Linked DNA regions of Homo sapiens: all the other regions are linked to region 2. Evidence: chromatin contacts called from ENCODE Hi-C or POLR2A ChIA-PET data. All regions are on one chromosome and are shown on one strand. Each heading gives the region's core, a stretch centred on a gene start or an enhancer-like site at or near the end of the contact. The rest is flanking DNA. Distances are from core to core; before and after follow the strand shown.

What was found. A loop is a pair of places that touch in the nucleus more often than their neighbours do. ChIA-PET counts read pairs that join two places held with the same protein, here RNA polymerase II (POLR2A). Pooled maps may share reads with other maps.
Region 1: a map of CD4-positive, alpha-beta T cell shows a loop between it and region 2 (6-fold over the local background). The contact joins the enhancer-like site here to the promoter of SMG7-AS1 in region 2. A Hi-C loop is called at or near these places in 2 of 168 maps with a recorded cell type or tissue (CD4-positive, alpha-beta T cell and CD4-positive, alpha-beta memory T cell), 1 of 37 single-sample maps with no recorded cell type and 8 of 50 pooled maps. POLR2A ChIA-PET finds 5 or more read pairs at or near these places in 1 of 52 experiments (activated B cell).
Region 3: a loop to region 2 is called in a map of naive thymus-derived CD4-positive, alpha-beta T cell, with 21 times the contacts of the local background. The contact joins the promoter of IER5 here to the promoter of SMG7-AS1 in region 2. A Hi-C loop is called at or near these places in 1 of 168 maps with a recorded cell type or tissue (naive thymus-derived CD4-positive, alpha-beta T cell) and 10 of 50 pooled maps. POLR2A ChIA-PET finds 5 or more read pairs at or near these places in 1 of 52 experiments (activated B cell).
Region 4: a loop to region 2 is called in a map of naive thymus-derived CD4-positive, alpha-beta T cell, with 6 times the contacts of the local background. The contact joins the promoter of XPR1 here to the promoter of SMG7-AS1 in region 2. A Hi-C loop is called at or near these places in 1 of 168 maps with a recorded cell type or tissue (naive thymus-derived CD4-positive, alpha-beta T cell), 2 of 37 single-sample maps with no recorded cell type and 9 of 50 pooled maps.
Region 5: a map of CD8-positive, alpha-beta T cell shows a loop between it and region 2 (12-fold over the local background). The contact joins the promoter of STX6 here to the promoter of SMG7-AS1 in region 2. A Hi-C loop is called at or near these places in 3 of 168 maps with a recorded cell type or tissue (CD8-positive, alpha-beta T cell and HepG2) and 10 of 50 pooled maps.

What each region holds. Positions count from the first base shown.
Region 1 is chr1:181,103,212-181,106,101 of GRCh38, reverse strand. No RefSeq gene overlaps it. Among named protein-coding and RNA genes, the nearest start is that of IER5, 16 kb to the right of the region's middle. RefSeq lists silencers at 283-332, 593-1,082, 1,103-1,162 and an enhancer at 1-749. Within about 2 kb of position 1,326, at least 29 of the 41 ENCODE cell types and tissues checked have a DNase peak (open chromatin) inside an H3K27ac peak, as active enhancers do; they include CD4-positive, alpha-beta T cell, where a contact is called at or near this core.
Region 2 is chr1:183,470,560-183,473,259 of GRCh38, reverse strand. SMG7-AS1 (SMG7 antisense RNA 1) reads left to right here and starts at 1,278. Exons shown (of 5, transcript NR_040063.1): 1 at 1,278-2,540. SMG7 (SMG7 nonsense mediated mRNA decay factor) reads right to left here and starts at 761. Exons shown (of 23, transcript NM_001375584.1): 1 at 611-761. The coding sequence starts at 639. RefSeq lists a silencer at 774-923 and an enhancer at 1,079-1,710.
Region 3 is chr1:181,087,408-181,090,107 of GRCh38, reverse strand. It overlaps IER5 (immediate early response 5), which reads right to left and starts at 1,408. Exons shown (of 1, transcript NM_016545.5): 1 at 1-1,408. The coding sequence starts at 1,205. The coding sequence ends at 222. LOC124904465 (a long non-coding RNA gene) reads left to right here and starts at 1,607. Exons shown (of 2, transcript XR_007066762.1): 1 at 1,607-1,833; 2 at 2,238-2,311. RefSeq lists an enhancer at 1-79 and silencers at 470-689, 890-1,049, 1,360-1,629.
Region 4 is chr1:180,630,756-180,633,455 of GRCh38, reverse strand. It overlaps XPR1 (xenotropic and polytropic retrovirus receptor 1), which reads right to left and starts at 1,434. Exons shown (of 15, transcript NM_004736.4): 1 at 1,186-1,434. The coding sequence starts at 1,254. RefSeq lists enhancers at 569-1,069, 1,070-1,570 and a silencer at 695-1,074.
Region 5 is chr1:181,021,457-181,024,156 of GRCh38, reverse strand. STX6 (syntaxin 6) reads left to right here and starts at 1,287. Exons shown (of 8, transcript NM_005819.6): 1 at 1,287-1,518. The coding sequence starts at 1,484. RefSeq lists silencers at 1,006-1,105, 1,226-1,355 and an enhancer at 764-1,547.

The DNA.
Region 1 (2,890 bases), core at 77-2,576, 2.4 Mb after region 2:
GGAGCTGAAAATAGGAGAGGGGAGAGTCGCCCTTCCATCAAATGTAATGATAAAGCTACCAAAGGAGACCAGAGAGTGGCGGAGGGGGAAGGTCAAATGGAGGCGTTCGTGAAGGCAGAGCTTTGGAGAGAGGGCCAAACGTGAGATGGCGAGCACACAAAAAAGGCGCTCCAGGAGGCAGTTGAGGGGGCTGGAACGAAGTGAGAGAGAAGAAGGAAGAAATCAAAGGGTTCATCGAGGGAAGGGGGCGCCTAGGAAACACGCCCGGGAGGGCCCCGCTTTGTCTGGCGTGGGCGGCGGCGGGGGCAGCACGTGCAGCCGGGAGCGCGCTGAGCCGCCAGGCTCCGAGCCGAAGAGCGCCGAGAGGAGACACGACGCGCGGGGGCGGCCCCAGCCCCTCAGACCAGCGAGACCTCTCGCCGGCGGGCCCAGCGCTGCAGAAGGGGCGCATTGTTATGTCCCAGGTCGCAGCAGATTGCCGCTGTCCTGCAATACTCTCGCATCCTGGCACCGCGCCACTGGCACGGCCCGGGGGCTGGAAATAACTGCGCCGTTCCCATGACGACGAGGAAGCTCCCCCCGCCCCCGCCCCGCCCCGCCCCGCCCGCTGAGCTCCGCCCACCGGTACCCGCCGCGGCCGCCTCCCCACAACGGAGCTCCCCCGGTCACCCTGGCAACGGCGGCCGCGGCGCGCGGGAGGTGACTCTAAAAGCGGCGGGCCCCGCCCCCGCCCTCCAGCCCGCAGCGCCGCGCCGCGCGCCCAGCCCCCGCCTGGGCCTGCTCTCGGGCGGGACCTCACTGGGGCAGCCGCGGGCGCCGGCGCAGGAAGCCTCCCTTCCCCCTCGGCCCGCCGGGCCCGGAAAGGCGGGAGCTGGGAGGAAGCTTCGCGGCGGCCGAGGCTGCGGGAGAGGACGAGCGCGCCCCATTTTCTCCGCGGAGCCGCCCCCAGCCCTCCTGACCTCCGCGCCCCTTTAAATCCTCCGCGGGTCTCCCCGCCCTTCCTGCTGGGATGGGAGGAGACCTTAGCGGACGGTGCTCTGCCTGTGCGGCCAGATGAAAGGGGGACTGGGAAAATGAAGCCAGCTCTTGCCGGTGGGCTGGGGGCGGCAGGAATCCGGAGCTCTGGCCGCTGGCGGCACTGGGCTTGAGGGAAGCGGCGGCACGGGAGGCGTCCTCGGGAGCCGGGGTCTCACGGTCCAGGGAACGCCCCCGCCGCCGGCTTGCTAGCGAGGCATCCCGTGAACAAAGAGGCCTGCTTCACCCTACTGGGGCGATCGCCCCCCGGAGGGAAGGGTTTCCACCTTGCACGGCACTCGCGCGTTTTGTCTGTTGGTTGTGGTGAGGAGGGTGTATTGCAGATCCAAAAGGAGCCTCTCGGCCTCCCAGGGTGTCTGGGTCAGAATTGAGACGTTCTGGGCGAGGAGGTGTTGGGAGGGGAGTAGGAGGTCGGAAGGAGAGAGGCCGACCCAGTTAGCTCTGTTCACACCGTCCCTCTCTAGGAGCGGAGCCTACACCTGACTTGTTTGGAATGTGAGCTTTTGCAGGGGACAGAGGCCCTGGCACGTAGAAAGTTCTAAACTGTCTGGTGAATTGCTGCAATTAAAACCAGAGCGGCTCCTTCAGTTGTCCTGGGTGGGCAGGGCATCCCAAAGAAACACAGAAAGTATGCAGGGTCCTTTGAAAATAGTGCCCATATCAAACAAAATATTAATACTTCGCATTTGTAAAGTCCTTTCCTCTAAGAATGTTGTCTCGTTCCATATATATTTTCCACTCCATAAAATTCTAGAGCACAAAGAAAGGATTCATATGGGAGCGAATAGAACAAGTAAAGACGGTCAGCTGTGGTCACAGTGGAGGAACTGAAGAGTTTAGACTTCACCAGCTCTTAGAGCCCTGTTTTCTTTGAAGTGGTTACAACCGAGTACTTTGGTGTGGCCTAAAGAGTTTGAAGGTATACAGTTAAAGGACCTGGAAATAAGATTGGGCTGGCCATTGGGGCCTTGCTTTTCTCATCTGTGAGATGATAGTTGTGAAAATGAGATTAGACTGTATGAAATATTCTTCGTAAGCCATAGGATATGTTATACAAATGCTTTAGTTATTGAAACATCTATAAATTGGTATACAAGTCATGATTACTGTAGTTGCAATACGGAGTTGGTGGGGTGCTTCAGATTTGCAAGCTGTAGGAGGTGGGAACAGGACTGAAGGGCTATGTGCTGATGAATCTCCTTCAGCATTGCTGTGGAATGGATATGCTTCCCCAAAATTCATATGTGTTGAAGCTCTAACCCCTAATGTGACTATATCTGGAAATAGGGTCTTTAGGAGCTCGCTCTCTCCTCTGCCATGTGAGGGTACAGCAAGAAGGCGGCCATCTGCAAGCCAGAAACAAAGCCCTCAACAGAACCTGACCATGCTGGCACCCTGATCTCAGATTTCCAGGCTCCGGAACTATGAGAAATACATTTTTTTGCTTAAACCACTCTGTGATATTTTGTTATGGCAGCCAGAGCAGACTAAGACAAATATGTCTTCGCTTGGAGCTAAGCGCCCCTCCTACCACCTCCACCACCTGGCGTTTTGTTCAGCACTTCCACAGTTGTCTCATTTTTAATTTGTAACCGTGTAAGTTGGAATTGGCAAGATTTATTTTAAAATGAAGAAGCTAAGAAACAAAAAGATTAAAAGGCCTGCTGAAAGTCACACAGATTGTGAATGACTGAACTAGAACTAGAGTCTCCCCAGACAACATCTAGTCCCTAGCATCTGCCAGGTTCTGGGCTAGATTCGAGGGATAAGGAGATGAATATGATTTAGAGGTGGAGAGGGTACAGTCTGGTCAAGCAAAGAAACGTGAACAAATCATTACATCAAGTAGAAAAGT
Region 2 (2,700 bases), core at 29-2,528:
CACTTCCCCATCTATTCCCCTTCACGCCTCCCCACACCGCCAACTAACTACAGATGACATTATTCCTCAATACTCCCAACCCGAGAATGAAGAACAAGCTCCAGTTTCCTGCGGTCTCCCTCTCCCCCTGTCTGCCCTCCGCGGTTCCCCCGCCCCAACACCCCAGGTGTGCAGACTTCCTCCCCGTCCTCTACTCATGCATCGCTCCAACCAATCCCACGCCACACCACGAGTCCCCTGCCACGGGGATCAGACTCCTCCACACCCACCTCCACTCGGGGTCGCCGCCGCCTCCCCGGACGTTTCTCTCCACCCCTCGCTAGCAAACCCGAGACCAAGGGCGCGCGCGCACATTCTCACGCTTCCCCAACCTCCCTCCTCGCACCGGGACGAGCCGGCTTCGCCAGAGCTCAGCCCGGGCGGTAGGGGCTAGGCACCCATACCCGTTCCGCCCCCTCCCGCAGATCCCCTTGCAGTCTCCGCCGACCTGCCCGGCGAGGAGAGGACGCAGCAACTCCCCCGCCACCCCGGACTTACCTCGGTGTCTGTTGCTCCATGCCCCAACCTGCGGCCCGCTCCCCCTACGTACCAGCCCGGCCTCGGCACTCACCGGAGGTACTGCGCGCTCTGCAGGCTCATCCTCCGCCGCCGCCGCCGCGTCTTCCCGCGAAGCCTCCGTGGGTCTCTCAGGCTCCTCGGAGCGGCCCCGCGGCACCGCGGGTGCTGGCGGCCGCCGCCATCTTCCTCTCCTCCGGCTCCTCCTCGCTCGGCAGGGGGGTGGGGGTGAATGAGGCGAGGGGGAGGGAGTGGGGAAAGCTGCTCTCGCTGCTGCTCTGGCCCGTGGGGCGCAGGGACACTCCGACCCGGGGGGGAGGGGGAGGGAGGAGGGGCGGGGGAAAGAGGAGAAGCAGAGGAAGTCGGCGACCGGGCGAGGGAGGGGGTCCCTCTCGCGAGATTTCAGCAGCGCCTGTCCCTCAGTGATTTCCGCCTCTCTGTAGCGCTCCCTTTTGGGATCAACGAGCTGTGTGGCGCCTGTGCGGCTTCTGAGAGACCGGCTGGTGGCGCTTGGCGGCTTCCTGCCAATCCACCCTTCTCCTCCCGCGCAAGGGGGCAATCCCAATCCCACCACCGGGAACACCCAGGCCAAAAGAACGGGAGTTACACTCAAAGTCTTCCCCCTTCTTATCACTCCTGCCGATTTCCCTCTTCCTTTTTGCACGCCTCCACTCTTCCCCACCGGAAACGCCGCCCCTTCCTCCTACAGTTCCTCCCAGCAGTCCCTCAACGCCTGTCTTCCCTCGCGCGTAGAGAGTGACTCGAAGGACCCCCTCTCCTCTTCGCTGCAGCCCCTCCCCATGCACGCTGGGAGACTCTTGGAGGGGATAAGGTGGGGCCCGGAGAGGAAGAGAAGACAATCGGATTGGATAGGCAGCTGCCATGGCAACTGGAGGCTGTGGTTATATTGTCATAGTAACCGATGTGTGCGGACAGGGTCACCCTCCCCTTGGCCAATGGATTCCCAGGAAACCACCCAGGGTTCCCCGTTGGCTTCCCTTCCATCTAAAGGCCTCCCCCAAGTTAGGAATCGATATAGTTCTCCCCGGTGGTGAAGTCCACTTCCTCCTCCCTTCCCACTTCCCACAGCAACTGGGGGGACACCCCGAGGCATTCACCATGGGCTTTTCCACCCGCCTGCGAGCGGGAACCACCTCCGTAGTTTCCTCTCAGAGCCGGGCGTGGAGAGGGCTGGGCCTGCGAAGAGGATGCATGGCCTGGAGGCTGGCGGGCGGCGGGCTGGAGTCGGGAGGGCGAGGCGACAGCGCCAAGCGGCGAGGAAGGGCAAGGGGTTTCCCCACAACTGCCTTGGGCTCTGGGAGGCGGGATCCCGCCTGGACGGGGTCCCTGAGGGAGGAGAGCGGCACACGACAGCCGCGATGCCTTCCCTGCCGACGGGGATAGCCGACTTCTGGCGAGTCGACCCCTCCCCCAAATCCACCCCACCCGCGTACTCCCTCCTGACCTAGCTGTCGCGAGCCTGCCGCGAGGAGGCCAGGGTGAGGGTGGGAACACATCCTAGAAGGCTAACACGTGGTTTTCTATCATTTAAGCCGGGGACAAGCCGGAAGGCTGACTAGCGCCATCACTCTGATAGGCACCCCGCAGTGGGGATCCTGCTTGATTATTAAAGGCAGACCTCCAAGTTCCTCCCTGCTCTGCAACCTTTCTCTTCTCACGGGTCTGCAGTGTTTTAAAAGTCGTCATTCTGTGTCGTTGAGTTAGAGAGGAAAACATCGGATAAAAGAGGATCAAGAAGAACGAACCCTAGATACATCTGTCTGGTGAAAGGAGTCTAGGAAAAGAAGTTTCATTCTTAGAACAAATCTTTTTGGATATTTATTATGTGTGTTTTGTGTCAGGTTTCGGGCCAAAAAGCTGAAATAAAGAACGAAGTCAATAATAATATGAAGTGTATGAGAAATAGCTGGAAAATTCATCATCCATGACTTGAAGAAATTGACGTTTTACAAGTTATATTTTCGGTTCGTATTGTGGAGTCACTTAAGGAGCTATCCCAAAGTACTTTAGGATATGTAACTATATAAAACCTTCCAAGAATGCAGCCCTCATAGGATAGTTAAAATAAGGATTTTAATGGGCTATTTTGATTTGGTTTGGTCTGGTTTGGCTACCTGATTCCTG
Region 3 (2,700 bases), core at 159-2,658, 2.4 Mb after region 2:
CACAAAAGTTAACGATCGTCCTCTTCCAATGAGCCTCAAGCTCCCAGGTCTCCAGATAAGCCAGATGCGCCCGGGGGCAGTTTGCGATGCCCAGAGGCAACCAGTCTGCCCAACGCGCTCAGCGCCCGCGGTCTCTGGGCGTCCTCGCAGCCGGGAAGGGCCTGGCCCTCACTTCGGGGACGCCCGCTGCTCCACCTCCTCCCCGCAGGGGGGCCAAGGGCTCAGAAGGCCACGATGGCTGTGCTCCAGGGGTTCATGTCTCTCAGCACCGGCTTATCGCAGCAGATCTGCCCGGGCTCGGCGGCTTCCGGACCGCTCTCCTCTCCCTCCTCTTCCTCTCTGCCGCCCCCGGGGCTTTTCCGTAGGAGTCCCGAGAAACTGGAACCGAAGATGCTGATGAGGTTAGCCACGTTCCCGGTCTCCATCTCCTCCGCGTCGTCGTCCTCTCCTCCACTCGGCGGCTGCTCTAAGTTCCGGCGGGGCTTCTTGAGCGGGGTCGAGCCGGGCGCCGGGCAGCCCGCTGGGCCGCCGCCCACCCCCGCCGCGCAGCGCTTCCTGGGGCACACCGCGGGCGGCGCGGGGGGCTCGTCCTCCGCTGGTTGCGGCGCGCAGCAGCAGGCAGCGCGGGGGGTCGCGGCCGGTGTACCCGGCGGGTCCTCCCCGCCTAGGGGGCAGCCGCAGGGGCGGCGCGCGGCACGAGATACCTCGGGGAAGACGCCCCAGCCTCCGGCGGTACCCTCGGCTTCTCTGGCCGCCGCCTGGCGCGGCCCCTCCACGCGGCTCCAGGCAGCTTCCGTCGCGTCCGCCTCTCCGCCCTGAAAAACGTCCCCGACTCCAGTCACCGTGGCCACCGGCACCTCGTCCCCTACCCGCGGCGCGTCTGAGACGGAGGAGCGCTCCGGCTGCGGCTCGGTCTCCGGCCAAGAGGCACGAGCGGCGGGCGGGGGCGGCTCTCCCCAGCCGGCGGGTGGCCCGGCCGCCGGCTCCCCGGGCTGCTGCTGCGGTGGCGGCGCCGGGGTCCCAGCGGGACCGGCCAGGTAGAGGCCGGGGCACGGGTCGCTCAGGTAGACTTGGCGGGCGCTGCGCAGCACCAGCGAGACCAGGAGGTTCTTATGCAGCTTGATGCCGCCGCGCTGGACCCGCGAGTTGTAGATCTTGCCCAGAGAGATGCTGACGATGCGATGAGCCTCCAGCTTGAACTCCATCTGCTTCCCCTGCACAGGGCCGTCGGCGCCGGGGTGACACGTTTGGAAATTGGGAGGGAACGGGAGGCGCAAACAAGTCCGCCCCCTGGGCACACCCTCGATCACCTAAGACTCCGAAGAGAAACGACTCTGGTGACGCGCGCGCTGCTCTACTAACCTCTCCAAACAAGACAACTTCCCCGTTTCGGGTCCGGTCGCTAAACAGGGCAGCCTGGCTGCCCCGCGCCTTATATAGGCTTCTCGACCGCCAATCACGAAGGGCCGCCAACCGTTCCGGGGCTGGCCGGCGCGCCCTCGTGCGCCGCGCACGGCCAATCGGAGCCCGAGGAGGGGCGCCAGGGCCCGTTCGAACGTTAGTCCCGCGGAGCAGGCTCTTAAAGGGGGCGACGGCTTGCGGCCGCAGACCAGGCCCGTGGGGAGTGAATGTTCGGGACGGTGCTCGAGAGCGCTACTGTTTGGAGTTACAGATTCTGGCTTGTGCGATGGCTTGCCGGAACCAAAGCGAACAAAATATTCGAACTTTCTTCCGAACACGGTGGTGGACTCTGTTCTGCCATAAAGTCCTGATCCTTCCCTGATCGACTCCGCCCTCACCAGCCACACCACCGTTTCCAGGCCGGCCACACCTGTAAGCGACCCCCCTCAACCCTGGCAAAAATAGAGATGGTGGCCATACGCGGCGGAGGACACCCCTGGATAACAAATAGTATTACTGCAAAGTATTTGGCAATCATTATTTTTGGATGAGCCGCTTTCCCCGCTAGAGTCACATACACTCTTAGCAGCTGTCAGTTCTAACCCCAAAGAAAAGGGGGATTCTAAAAGTTTTTGCCTAGGTTTTTGGCTTCTTTTCAAGGAATCGTGTCTAGATACAAAGTTATTGGTTGTCCTCTAAAGCTGGCATCTTTCACTTTGTTCTCTAGATTCTAGAACAAACCCAGTTATCAAATAAGTTAAATGGAAGATGTTACAGGTTCTCCACAATGATTTTTTTTTCCTTTTTTTTTTCCATTTCCATTTTTCCATTACAAGGACTGACCAGTCCACCCTTGGAAAAATCGAGCAAGTTCTGAAAATAAAAAGAAAGAAGTCCTGTGTTCCCATGATGATGTCATAATTTCATTTCGTGTCAAGGTAAAAATATAGTGCTAGGGAGTTCCAGAATTTTCTGGTCAGTCAACAACTTAGTCCATCTACTGGTCCTTATAAGTATATCAGGACACAATTACCACGGGGTTGCCCAGGGTCCTGGACTGGAAACATGGAGTCACTTCCAGTTAGTTCCACCGAAGCTCCACCACAGACCTGCCTGAGGACTCTGGGTAAATAACCTCAGGCCGCTTCAGTGTCTCCACTGCTGAAAAGGGGGAAGTCACATACACATCTGCGTTATTGTACAGACGATAAATGACAACTTCTCAGCCACAATCTGAATGAGAAAACTAAGCACTGCTTTCTTGGAGTCCATGTGGAACCCTGGGCCTGATCCTGCCCC
Region 4 (2,700 bases), core at 185-2,684, 2.8 Mb after region 2:
AAACTTATATAAAAATTAAATGGAGAACTAAAATAGTTTAATTCATAAAATCTAGCTAAGTTATGTGTGTTCATATTGATTTTATATTCTTTGTTCCTGCACACAAAACAGATGTGAATTCCTGGAGGTTACAGATAAGTCTGTCTTTCTCTATCCAGGAGCTGAATTGCCAGCTACTGAGAATAACCTATTGCAATGCTTAAAGCCTCTTAGGTATCTTGTCTTCTGAACATATAAATGGGTTCATTATCTTTATTTTTCCCTTTATTAATGTAAGGTTCCTTATTATCTATTAAATACCTTCCAGCAGTGTTAGCACAGAAATTGGGAGGGAATGGGGAGCATGATTTCTGTAATACACAGGTAAGGTATATTGTTTACAATATACTAATTTTCTCCCCAGCTAGCAAAAACTTAGCAGAAAATAAAAAAATGTTAATAATTCTCTTCTCTCCTTTCTCTTCCCTCCATTCCAAAACAAGAGGCAAAAACAAAGATGTTATTACTCTGTAGACTTCATGCAATCAGTAAAAAGAGTCTTATTATCAAAGCAGAATAGTTGATTACAACGTGTTTACAAAAACTATAACCACTACATATGTGATACACACTTAAGTCAAGTTTCAACCCCGTTACAAAGCCTTTGTCAACAGTGGGCAAGTGGGAAAAAGCCGAAGGGCTCTTTGGAATGAAGGAAATCACTGGAGGGGCTTCTCTTGGAAGACAAGGATTCCTTGGTGAGAGGTGTAGAGAGAGAAACAAGACCTAACCTTGGCGAGGGGGCGCTCGCCCAGGGTGGGGACGAGAGGTCAGGGCGAGTGGGGAGAAGGGGATTAGCGCGGAACAGCCGCGACCCGGGGCTGCCCTCGCACCGTGACTCCCCCACCTGCAGCTCACCCTCCCACCGTTCCCCGGCCCCGGCCCCGGCCCGGGCAGCGCCTTTCCTCCCGGCCCTCCGCCTGCATATCCGTTACCCCGGCGGCAGCGGGGCTGCGGGGGAGGGGAAGGACAGCGGAGCCGGGAGGCGGCCGGCCGCGGCGGGGATGCCGCAGTGGCTCCCCGCGGCAGCGGGTCAAAGTCTGCCCGGGCACAGGGAGCCAGCTGAAGCGGAAGGCGGCGGTGGACGTCAGGACTGGCGAGATGGTGGCCCCTCCGAGTCCTCCCACACCCCAGCCGTGCCGGTACCTCATACTGGATGTATTGCTTCCTCCACTCGGGAGTGATGTGCGCGGAGAGGTGCTCGGCGAACTTCATCCTGCCGTTTCCCCCTCACTCCCACTCGGGTCCAGCAGCTACAGGCGGCGGCGGCAACAGCGACTCCGACTCCTCCCCACATGGGCCCCGGCGCGGCGCGGCGCTGCGCTTCTCTCCTCCTCCGCCGCCGCCGAGGTCTCTTCAGAGCAGCCCGCCCGCCATCTTCCTCCTCCTCTCCATAGCCCCGCCCCTCCCCGCCCTCTGGACGTCATCGCCATGGTAACCGCCTACACCGCCCTGACGAAGGGGGTGCTGTAAGGGGTGGGGCTTGGGTACGCTTCTTAAGACTCCGCCCCTTGTGGGCCGTACGTGCTGGAGGCACCTCCCTGGATCTCTTCAGTCTGGCTCCTGTTGGCCTACAGCTGCTTTCTACCGCCTGTCTGGGAAGCAGCAGTGTTGTTACTGCAGTTAATATTAATACTGTAGCAACAATAATCCACACAAGACGTTTATATTTACAAAGAACTGTGCAAATATTTTTCCATTTTGATATTTATGCTTCATAAAACCTTTAAGAAATGGATCAGCACTAATCCAAACTAAGAAGCTAAAACAGTTCAGGACTAAATGTATTTAAAGGAACAGTATTTTACACACTCTAGGTGCTCAATAAGTGCTTATTGAATTTAATTAAAGACATCAATGCCAAAAAGTGCATGCTGCTTCTGAATTTCAATGTAATTGTCTAGTCCAGGGGCTATCAGAAAAGCCAATAAAAACACCAAATGAGGGTACCGACCGCACTTGTAAACTGAGCTTCCTGGGGTTGGGGGTGAGGGTTGGGAGGGAAACCAACGTTGAGAGGAAAGAGAACCCCGTAGAAGTACAGCTCTAAGCCCACCCCAGTAAAACCGGAAACAGGCCCAGCACCCAGGCTGAAGTGTCCCTGGGGAACATGGGCAGAGATCACTCACAGAGCTCTGTACTACATTGAGTGTGGGAGTGATTGTCTTGGAAGTCCCAATTCAGGACAGAAACCCAGGTCCTACCCTGGGTGGAGGAGACCTAATAATAATTTATTGAGCACTCACTGTTCCTGTACCAAGTGCTATTCTAAACCTCTTACATGTACTTTGTCCCTTGATTCTAACATTTTTTTTTTTGGTCTCGCTTTGTTGCCCAGGCTGGAGTGCAGTCACACCATCATGGTTCACTGCAGCCTTACCTCACATAGGTTTGTGAGCCATCCTCCCACCTCAGCCCCCTGAGTAGCTGGGACTACAGGCACATGCCATTATGCCAAACTAATTTTTTTGTTTATTTTTGGGAGAGATGTGGGTCTTGCTATGTTGCCCAGGCTGGTCTTGAGCTCCTGAGCTAAAACAGTCCTCCCACCTAGGCCTCCTAAAGTGCTGGAATTACAGGCATGAGCCACCTTGCTCAGCCTAACCCTCACAATTTTGATGAGATTTCAAGATTTACTAGGGAACTGCTATGCCTGGAGCA
Region 5 (2,700 bases), core at 38-2,537, 2.4 Mb after region 2:
TCATAGCATATCTAGCATATGAGTTGGTTAATGGTTCTGGGCAAAATGTTTTCTCGAATAGCTCTTGAACCACAGTGAGAGGAAGTTGTCATACCTGGCCCCTTCTTTATTCCTCGAAGGTGTGCTCTCCTGGGAAGCACCATATGCTGTATGAAAAATTACTTTACATGGTTATTTGCAGAATGTACAGCAACAGAAAGTACACCCCATCTGGTGGAAAGTGCACAGAATCTGCAGTTCTGCCCTGTCCAGGCTGTGTGACTACAGGAAGTCTTCAAGCCTCTCTGAACTTATTTTCTTATCTACAAAATGAGAAAAATGGATGGTGTGGTGGCTCACGCCCATAATCCCACCACTTTGGGAGGCAGAGGCAGGAGGATCATGTGAGCTCAGGTGTTCAAGGCCAGCCTAGGAAATATACTGAGAGCCCCATCTCTATAAAAAATTTAAAAATTAGCCGGGCGTGGTGGCGCTCACCTGTAGTCCCAGCTACTCGGGAGGCTGAGGCCGGAGGATCGCTTGAGCCCAGGAGGTCAAGGGTGCAGTGAGCTGTGATTGTGCCACTACACTCCAGCCAGGGTGACAGAGAGAGACCCTGCCCCCCAAAAAGGGGGAGGGGGGAATAATACTTTCCCCCAAAGGATACTGAGATGATGCATACACAACCTTTAGCACACTGTCCAACACAAAGCAAGACCTACTTAAAGGATCTGTGTAACATTATAATCAGATACTATGCTTCATTTTAAGTCGAGGACCAGATAGATTTATAAATTACATACTGTCAAAATTAAGTATTAAAAGTAGAGGAAAGGTAAGAGGATTTTGCAAATCAGGTACAACTACAGCTTATCCTGAAAAGCCGACTGCCTAGTTCTGAGGGAACAAGCCACTCCTCACCCTCAAGCTTGAGGAGAGGGCTGTAGAAGCCCGCCCACCTCCACCGCCCCGAGGGCTCCGCCTCCAGGGCCGAGGGACGCAGGCGTAAGCCCCGCCCACTGGGGGGGGGGGGAGAGAGAGAGAGAGAGAGAGAGAGAGAGAGAGAGAGAGAGGAGAGAGAGGAGAGAGAGGAGAGAGAGGAGAGAGAGGAGAGAGAGGAGAGAGAGGAGAGAGAGAGAGAGAGAGAGATATATGCCCTGGTCACGTGAGCGGGGTGCGGAAGTCGTGTTTCAGGCGGCGTTCGTGATTGGCCGCGGCCGAGGGTCCCGGGGGTGGGGTCAGGCCCTCCGACGCTTCGGGAGGAGCCGGGACTGGAGGCTGCCGAGGGGGCCGGCGCCCGAGTCCGGGATTCGGCCAGTGGTGCTGAGCGAGTGCTGGACCAGCGGCCGTCCTGTGCACCTGGCCTGTGCGCGTGCCCGCTGCTCGGCTTCACCCAGACTAAGGCGCGGGCAGCTGCGGGAACAGGCGGGGTGGGCGGAGGGAGACCGGGAGGCACGGGCGCCCTGTGCGCGGAGGAGGTGAAGGCGGCCGGGGCCGGGACGCCATGTCCATGGAGGACCCCTTCTTTGTGGTGAAAGGGTGAGTGTCGGCCGAGCGCTCCACCGGAGGAAGAGGTGGCGGTGCTGCCTGCCCGCACCTCCTAGGTCTTCTCGCAGTGGGGGGAGGGGAGGCAAGTTGGAGCTGGGGAGGGGGAACAGTGGAGACGGCTTAGTCTTGAGGGCCATGACCAAGCGTCAAGAGACGTTCCCTCCATCCCTACCTGGACCGTGAAGCCACTGTCCCCAGCCAAGCCCCTGGTGGTGGGGGGCCCTTTTTGGCCTGTGTGCTGCGGTACAATTTATTTGGGGGCCGAGGGGCTCAGCAGCTCTGCAGGTGGGGAAGGAGACACGCGGGTCCTGGCGCACACTGGCCGTCTAGTCGAGCATGGGATCTTGCTTCGAAGGAGCGAAAACAGCATCTGGGCAGGAAAAGGGAAATGGCCCTCCTGAGCTTTGTAGTTCGCGTTGACGGGGGTGAGCTCCATTGTCCATTGAGTTTGGAGCGCTTGTCCGCAGACTGGCGAGACCACAACAAGCCCAGAGGCGTCTGAGCACGTTTGCTGGGAGGGAGGCGGGGGCGGGGGCCGTTCTGGGAGGCTGGGGAGCAGGGCACCGGAAGACAATTCAATGGGGGAGTTTTTACTGAGTAATGTGAGGAGAGGAAAGCAGTCGTTCATACTCAGTGATGATTTGGAAGGAAAACAAAATGAAACAAGCCAAACCAAACTTTCCTCAGCTTTCTATTAGCAACCGGAATTTTCTCACAGTGCTAAAGGAAATGAGTGTTGCTTGTTAACTCCTTGATTTCATCCAGGTTGTTTGACAGGTTTCTCCTATTTCTTCTGCCTTTCAGAATAGAAAGGACTGCCTTCTGTTCCCTTACAAGCTATCCTAGCTCATCTTTGATTGCTCGATTGTTTCTTTGGAGATAGAGTCTTCAACTGCACTTTGTAATATCCACTTCGTAGCCATTAAACACATGCAAGAAGATCAATTCTGATGTAACTTTTAGTTTCTTATTAGAAACTTGTCAGTTTTCTGTTTTAAATGTCAAACATGAAAAATCTGAAAACTGCAAAGTTCCCAGGTCAGTACTGATCACCACAGAATGTCCCTTGCTTTTTACTAGTTGCTGCTAGCTTCCTATTTCTGTAGTGGTGCAAGCTGGCCGTTGTATAGTCAAGTGTTGTAGAAAATTTAAATGGTATTTTAGGTGAAATAC